Linked DNA regions of Homo sapiens: region 2 is linked to region 1. Evidence: read pairs that join two places in POLR2A ChIA-PET (ENCODE). Cell type or tissue: A673. All regions are shown on one strand. Each heading gives the region's core, and the rest is flanking DNA. Links, peaks and the distances in the headings are about the cores only.

Region 1 (4,406 bases), core at 339-4,338:
TGATAAAGTTTGGGCACACGTGGGATTTTTAAGTTCTAAATACACACACACACACACACCCCCCTACAGAAAGGAGGAAAACAAAAATTCCTAGGTTGAAATGTCTCTAATCATCACTATTAGTTAACAACACTCACTATCGCATTATTTTTCTATTCTTGTCATGGCATTTCTCATAATTTCTCAGTGCCATTGGAACCATCAGTGTTTATCTTTAGGCTGACTCTGCATTCTACCTCTTCCCTCCAACCCCCAAACAAACTGAAGCAATGCCTCAATAGACCCACAGATTCCACTGCCAGCTCAGCATGTAATTTAGCTGGGAGCAGGGATGAGGGAGTGATTTTATTTGACTGTTTGTTATACTAAAGTGAGAATACCCTTAATTTCTTGTTTTAATTTTTAACCTTTAGAAGTTGACTTATTCATTGTAATAATGGTAAGAAATAAAGTTAACATCATTTAACTTAATATATTTACTTCATCTTATTCCAAAAATTATTGAGGGCAAGTAGGCAAGCCATGTAAATTATAATTATTGATGTTTCTGCATATTTCTAGTTGGGGAAGAAGAGAGAACACTAATTTTTGATGATTTGATAGACATTTTTTATAAATAATGTTTTAAGAAGTTTTCAAGGCTAGTCAACTTGTACCTTCTTTGGCTTTAGTTTTAATTTTTTAAAAAAATATCTCTGGGTTTTTTCTCCATTCAGAAAAAAACACTGTCTTTTGTTCTATAGACTAGAAATATTATATTCTGTCCTAGTTTTATAAGAGTAGCTGTCTTTAATTAATAGTCACTCATATCTTTATTTTCTGAGTAGTGCTCTCTAATTAATTAGTCATTCATATCTTTGTTTCCTCATCAGAGTCAGACTTTACAGAAACATTCTAGGGGAGAAGGTCTCTTAATCATCTGTCTGGGAAAGAAGTTTTTTGGTGGGTAGTGGAAGAATTGCTTTTTTTCCTCTTGAGACTATTAAAACTTGGCAGCTAGAATTAGGTTGAGTGAATTTCTCAAATCCTTCATTTCCTGAAGGTTGGATTAAAATTCAGCAAATCTCAAACCCCATAAATTGGATTAAAATCTCGACAAACTACATTCTGCACTTTAGATTTTATAAAGCACTTTCAAATACCTCCCTTCAAACTCCAAACAACCCACGATAAGGTAGGGCACGCATTATTATTCATATTATGTGTATATTAGGAAACTGAGACAAAGAAAGGAAAAGCATCTTCTCTGAAGTCGTATGATTAGTTAGTGGCAAAGTCTAGGCTAGAATAGGAATCAGCCTGGTCTTAGGCCTAAACTTGAGGGAAAAAGTAGACATGTAGATGGCATATTGCAGATATCACTGAGACCCCATCATGCTGCCTCTGATTTTTCTTCTTGGTTACTCTTTGAAATCCTTTAGTGTATAGTGTTATTAGCAAAAAGGTTATTCTCTCTTTTAAGTGCTTGGAAAGTAAGGAAGAAATGGGGGCAGAGATGTTACTTGCATAATTCTCCTCACATCAAAATGAAATATACTGGCTCAGTGTTTTGAAAGGAACTTAAAATGTGAAACATGGTAATGAAACGAGCAAAATGTGGATCACAGTGACCACTGAAAGCCATGATCCAGGCTCCAGATGGACATCTGGTATATAGCTAAAGAAAAAGACTGTGTGAGCAACAAAAGGGCCATATGTGAGTTAGCTGCCAAAGATTTTTATTATTATTATTATTACTTTCCTTTGAGCTTTTGAGGTGATGATGCTTAATATTCAAGAAAGATGAAAATAAAAAGAGAGGAAGCAAACACCCAGCTCATTGGTGATTGGTAGAGTAATTGTGGGCATGGCCCCAGGATGATAGCAGCTTCTATTTAATCAATGTTGACAAGGCTGGGGAGAGCTGGGCAGGTCCCAAGAGGTAATGTTTTACTCGGAAATCCACTCAACCTAATTTCAGTAATGTAGGGCTGTGGAAGGGCCTGGACTGGAGCCAGAAAACAGGGCCATTAGAGCTCAGTGTAGGCAATGGCAGCTGGGAACATCGCCATCCCTCCAGCAGCATTGCAACCAGGCTGCCTGGCTGAGCGCACAAGCAGCCGCTGCTGCATATGCTCCTGGTATTTGCTCACCAACAGAATGCATCGACATGCTATTCTCATCCTTTCAAGGAAATGAATGGAATGCATAAAGGCAAGAACTGCTTCCAAACTCTATTTTAGCAAGAATCAGAGAGCAAGTTTGGCATACATCTTTCAAGGACCACTGTGAAATTGTCCACTTAATCCCCTGAATCCTTTAAGGCTACCATTACATTGTTGTAAATACATGCAGAGATAACTTAGATCTTTATTGCTGTCTTAGTGTGGTTTTGATCTTTCTTAGGAATTGTGGTTGTGGATCAAGAATATGGAAACTACTATGGTTTTTCCTTTTTCAAAACTTCTGAGATTCATTCAAATTAGTCAGCTTTGCAAATCCAAGAGAAGTGACCCAGGACGAATTACGCTCCTTAGGGCTGAGTGCTTCTTATCTAGCTGTTCTTTCCTTTACCATTCTTTCTCCAATAAACAACACATTATTACAGTAATTTGCTAGCATATAAATTCCAATAACTTAGAGGTTTTTGCTTTGTGTTTTCATGGCTGTGTCACCACTGCTATACTTGCAGTTCGTGGAACAGTGTATGGACATAGTAAGACATAATTTCTTTCACTGGATGAATAAATGAATGAATGAAAACATTTTCTTTCTTCCCTTTTGAAGGATCCTTGAGCTATCATGCATCAAGAATATATGAATTTACTTTCTATGATGTTAACTTTCTCTTTTTAAGTTAACACAGAAATGACAAAATTCATGGAGGCTGCCAGTGAACGTGGTGGTAATCTCTAAGCTGTCTTTGGGCTTGGAAGAGCAATGTTTTTGTCAAGGCTAAAATGCCATGGCATGGGCAGGTTACAGCTTTCTATCAGATTCTAACATTATCTGTCCAAATGACTGAATATAATTTTTGAGACTAAATCGTGGCACAGCAAGAGTATTTAATCAACTTCATTAAATAATTTAATCAAGTTTTTGAGCCTCTAGCTTAAGCCTCTCATATAAATAAGGTTATTTACTCCTGAAAATATGACTATGTTCCATTTGAAAAATTTGTGTCTTGAAAAAACTTTTTTCCCCTAAAAGGAAAAAAAGCCTAAACTACTAAAACTAAATTTAAAACTAAAACACATCATCGATTTTTGTTTATTGTTTTTTTTTTTTAGACACATTCGGTTTTATAATAGAACTGGATTTGGGGGATTGATTTTGCCCTGGTAAAGATGGATTTGGGGAGAAGCCATCACTAGGTAGATAATAGTAATAGTCTTAGGAAATTCATTCAATGGTCACTACATAGATACACGTGTGCGCGTGCACACACACACACACACACACACATACAGCCCGAGTGTCTTTGGCTGCTATAATAAAATACCATAAACTAGGTGGCTTATAAACAACAGACAAATCCTGGTAAGGGCCAGCTTTCTCTGTACCTTGCTGTGTCCTCACATGGTAGAAGAGACTAGCTAGTTCTCTGTTGTGTCTTTCATAAAGACACTAATCCCAGTCATGAGTCCGCTACCCTCATGATTTAACCACCTCCCAAAGATTCCTACTCCTAATGCCGTCACCTTAGGGGGTTAGAATTTCAACATATGAATTTTGAAGGAACACAGACATTTAATGCATAATACTGTGACTCATTTTTGTTTTTCCTGTAATGTCTTAAACAAAATAACAGTACTAATATTAAGTTTTAATGTTTAATACAAGTAAAAGTACTATTCAGAGGCAAACTGAAAAAGAACAAGCATATTCTACGCTTCGCCTTGCTGGATTTCAGCCGTCACACTAGCACTTCCAGGCTTTCCTCATTTGCCAGCTCCAGGTCATTGCTTCTACTCACTTGTTCTATGTCACCTGGTGTTGAAAATCACACTTCAATCTTCTAGACTCTATAGCCCCTTCCTAAGTAATAACTGTCTCAGAGGGAGGTTGATCCGCTAGATGAGGAATGTGACTATTTACTCTAAATGGAACATGGTAATTGGAGTGACCAGCTGGCCCCAGCCATTCATTTGTCTTTGACACTCACCATGATGATCAAAGATTTTGCACAAAATACTAAAGATTACATATTAACTCATCTCTAGCATTTACAAATCACATAATTAGTGCTGGAAAGTGCCAAGACCAGATTTTATACTACAGAAGACTTATCAGGATTCTTCCCTTCATTTTTAGCTGCTTTTAATGGTACAATTTTTAAACGTTGTAATCTTCAGACCTACATAGCTGTGGACCGGACTCCCTGCTTTAGTTATCACTCTGAACTTACCCATTCTTTTTGGGCAAAG
Region 2 (4,406 bases), core at 293-4,292, 120 kb after region 1:
TTATTTGGCCTTAGGATGCTTCTACATTAAAACTTCAGCAGTGTGGGGATTTCAGAAATCTTTAGAATCCATAATACATCAAAATATAATAAGAATACATTGAACTTATATCTAGCTGATGTCCATGCAACATGATACCAGTATACCTGCAAATATCAGTGCTTTTAAAAATTATAAGACACATGTGTATCTGAATATGATTATTTTAAATTCAATATGCCTTCTAGGAACTTGAAGCTCTCTTTTGTATATTATTTAAAATACCACTTTGAGCTTGTAGGCATGAAAAATATAATTTCTTTCCCATTTCACAGTTGGAAAAACTGAATTACAGGAACAATGCAAGTAATTATCCATGATTAATAGAGGTGTATATGTAAATCAGCCTGAATAAGTGTGTGAAATTAGATGTACCGATGCCAGATAGCTCTGCTCAAGTTTTTAAAAAATGAATGCTTTCATATAAATCTGTGTGAGTTGGGCATACATCTCACTGTGCTAAGCATATTTGAAAATAGATTTTGTAAAAATGTACAGACGTTAAAGTAACTGAGTGTTATAAGCATTGCAATACATAAAACAAATTAGATGAACATTTAAAATCCATTGAAAAGATGCATATCTAATGAACATGAATGTATACACAAGGGTGATTATTAATATACTATAGATTTGTATATGTGCCTGGGTGCAATAAGGGGTAGGTTGAAATGTAGGTGTCCTTTGATCATTAAAAAGTGTGGGAGAAAGGTGCACGTTTCTTTCTTAGGGTTTTGGGAGTTGAGTTAATACAGGCAAAAGCCCTTTAAACTCTAATGGTACATGAGAAGGCCGTTATGTATGTTAGCTGTTGTTATTATTAATATTATTACCATTATTAAACAAAGCAAAATACTGTTGTATTAAGGAGCTGAAAATAAGCTTTTTCTTTTTAATACTAAGGATGGTATTCTACAGAAAATAAATGAAACTGGAAATTATTCAGTGATCTTCACAGCATGGGATATGTTCAAAATTTTTCTCCCATTTTACCTCTCATCCTTTTGGAATTTGATTTCAAGAATGTATTACTGGGAATGCCAGGTGAGGGCAGGTACGCCCTCTCCTCTAACTGTAGATAGGATATGGCTGTTCTGATGCCAGGCCTGCCTGTAGGAACATGAGTCCCCCTTAGGGAGAAAACATGCCAGGACGACTTCAGATTTCTGCAAGCCTCGCTTGTTTGTGGTTTGGATTTTAATTTCTTTCTAAACTTTAATTTTGGGAGTGGGGGTTTGTTTTGTTTTCTGAAAAAGCTTTGGACAGCTGTATTAATCATGCAAACCCAGCCATGTGCAATGCATTTTATCAATGGAAAAACAGGGATGGAATGGCAAGCAGCTGTGAACAAACCTGGTGCCATGCCTGAACCTGAAAGATAATCTCAACATTTCCCAAACCCACTTGCCACACGGGGTTAGTGAATGGAAAGGCTGTTCACTTGGGATAAATAATCAGATGGGAGGCAAACAAGTGAGACACATTCCAGGATTTGTTTTGTTTTGTTTCAAAGTGGCAGTGATCAGAAAGGGATAGGCTGATTGAGTCCAGAGAGCCCCACGCTCAAGGGAATTTTTCGCTTGAGAGTTACATAAACAAAACGGTTGTTTGCCCTTGTCTTTGCCCCTTGTTTCACGTCTTTTTAATTTTCTGAGGCTGGTTTCAACACTTCATTCTGAACCTACGGTCCTCAATGTGAGAATGTCTCTGGGTGCACTTCCATTATGAAGAAGAGCTAGGCACAAGTAAACTGATGGGGAGAAATGTTATCATTGCTCAGTACCCAGAAACCTCAGGAAACAATGTCAACCTCACAAAGTGAGAAAAGTTCCCCCAGACATTGAGAGCTGACTCTTTCCTCATTTTGCAATTCAGTGGATTTTCTGCAGCAATATAGTAGGAGGTATTTATGCAAATTTATGCAATTCAGGACTCACTTCAGAATAAATAAACCTAAATTAAAATTAATGGAAGAAAACACCTATCAGAAACAGATCAAGGATAGAACACTATTTTATTTGTATCTTTTAAACTAAGGAGGAGGAAAGCAAGCTGGTTTTATATTTTGTTTTGTTTTTGGCAGATGGGGGAAGGATATTTGAAAATTTCTGATTGGACACAGCCAATATAAATTACCCATTGGTGGAATTCCAGTATTATTATTATCACTGCAGAAAATCAAGCAATATGATGAAGGAAACCCAAGGGAAATGCATTTGATTTATTGAGGCTTGTTTTTGTTTAATCACAGCTTGAAGGGGTTAGGACTACATTCCTGCTGCGACTCTGCTGTGCATCCCCAGTCATCTTGATGAGCCATGTAGAGTGGGGATAGGAGGGAAGATCCTCCAATGAGAGATATTAATAATAAAGCAGCTGAAATGAAACATACATCTTTGTGAGGTTGGAAATTAGGAAAGAAAGTTTTCCTTTTTATAATGGGAAGGCAGAAAAAATCTTTGTAACTTTTGAAACACCCACTTTCAAAACACCTTAACAAAATTAATTGCCTTAAAATTTTTAGGCCATTTTACGTCAACCAATCTCTAAGAGACAATTGATATTTTAGGAATGAAATTTAAGAGTTCATAAAGATGGTGACAATATATGATATTCAATTAAATGAAGATACCTTGCATTATAGCTATGACCACAGTGAGGCATGCTTCTCATAGATATTTGGGTACTTAACTGGCACCATAAAAATGCTTAAGCATCCTATTGTTAGTATTTCTTTCAATGGGAAGCTGCATTTCGCTTGGGTTAACCTCGATTGGAAAGAGGAGAAGAAAAGTGATTCAATCCCTAAGAAGTTAAAGTCCTTGTAAAGAACAGAAAACTTAAGAGGGGACTATCTTTGTATAGCAAACTCTCACGCCAGCCATCCGTCTTAATGAACAGCTTTTCAATTTCCACTAGCCGAAGACCAAAGTATTAGTATAAGATAAACTATATTCTCTAAAAACTATTGGATCTAAGAAAGCTAACTACAGTCTACCTACAATGTAAAATCAAACTAGGGTCATTCTCCAATCAACAGTTCAGTTTGTGGGAAATATGAAGTTCAAGAAAATCCCTCGTGTTCCATCCCTAGTCCAGACTGTTTTTCAGTATCCGACAGCTGTCTTTTGTGAATGGTGTCTGGCTTCACTTTGTTGAAAGTTACCTATATCATAATGCACGATTAGATAAATACTTGAGTTGGTGGCTGCAGAACTGCTCTCACAAATGATACCTAGAGTCACAGTGATAATGTACAAAGCTCATCTCAGATGGGGCACGACCTCTTTGAAAATGCTATCCAATGGTACAAATGCGTATGTGTGTGTTTTTCATATCAATATATTTGCAAGAGGGCAACATGATAAAGTGATGTCAATCTCTGCAGCAACACTAGAACATAAATGTGTTAAAATAATTGTGGTATGTCAGGAATTCAAAATGGGATATTTTCCATGAACAGTAAGTATCATGTCAAGTCTAAAAAACAGGCACATTTTAACAGTCTTATTTTTAGTGGCTGGGATTAGAAACAGATTTCATTGTTTTAGGGAAGTTTTTTTTTTTTTTTTTTGCTATTCAACAGAGTTATTCTAAGCTTTCATACTAAAAATAGTTTGTCCTCTTTTTAAAATTTGATAATAACTCTTATTAAACTGTCTAGTTGATCCTTGAAACCTTGCAATCCTTAGTTCGAAAATAATTAAAATATATTTGCATATGTGAATGCATATACATGCAAAACATTGCATTATTGACACTGAATATCTACACACAAGTTTGCAAGAGTTTATAGTTTGGACAAATGTTAATGAAACATGATTCATCTTCAAACTTATAAAACAGCAGCTTTCTACCTTTAATTCTGAGCACATTGCCTTTATGGTGTGTATGATAATCTTGCTTAATTGGATTTATTTTTTCCACGCCAGGTCCCGCATGGCCTAGTTTCCGTTTTTTTCTCAGGTCTTTGAGTCTATTTGCAAATCACTTTTCTGGAATTTAATTTCAATGGTAGGTTGGTTTCATTTCAGATTTTTTATATTGTTTTAATTTTATTTGCCAATTTCCCTTTAAATAGCCTTAAGCTAGAAAGTTGTGGCTGCACCTTGCGTCTAAATACGATGTAGGAGGCAAAATTTAATTTGAGTGCATAGAAAGTTTATGAAAAGGAATTCTGAATGATTATCTTGTTTTTTCATTTATGTTTTCTAAGACAGGTACATTTAAAAGGAAAGAAAAAAAAACCATGAATTGGCCAAGATTTTAAGAAAAAATAACATCTTTGTTATAATCCGGTTGAGTTGATTAACCTTTAGCAATATATACATTAATTTTTATAAGTAATACCAATGACTTCAGATTCA

What was found. Peaks named below come from ENCODE experiments on the same cell type or tissue, not always from the same donor. Only the 100,000 strongest peaks of a DNase experiment are listed, where the experiment ranks them.
Region 2: POLR2A ChIA-PET joins it to region 1 with 9 read pairs; 2 of 35 experiments call an interaction of 5 or more read pairs at or near these places.

Annotation. Positions count from the first base shown.
Region 1 is chr3:115,711,454-115,715,859 of GRCh38, forward strand. The region is part of intron 2 of GAP43 (growth associated protein 43); the gene reads left to right. Among named protein-coding and RNA genes, the nearest start is that of GAP43, 90 kb to the left of the region's middle. RefSeq lists enhancers at 1,572-2,072, 2,073-2,573. In A673, for the core only: no CTCF peak of the experiment used is centred there; DNase peaks (open chromatin) are centred at 1,008 and 1,988; H3K4me3 peaks cover 466 bases; H3K27ac peaks cover 945 bases.
Region 2 is chr3:115,829,765-115,834,170 of GRCh38, forward strand. The region is part of intron 6 of LSAMP (limbic system associated membrane protein); the gene reads right to left. All of the region lies in intron 1 of LOC124906269 (a long non-coding RNA gene), which reads left to right. Among named protein-coding and RNA genes, the nearest start is that of SNORD155, 73 kb to the right of the region's middle. In A673, for the core only: a CTCF peak has its summit at 2,696; DNase peaks (open chromatin) are centred at 2,287, 2,737 and 3,957; H3K4me3 peaks cover 584 bases; H3K27ac peaks cover 4,000 bases.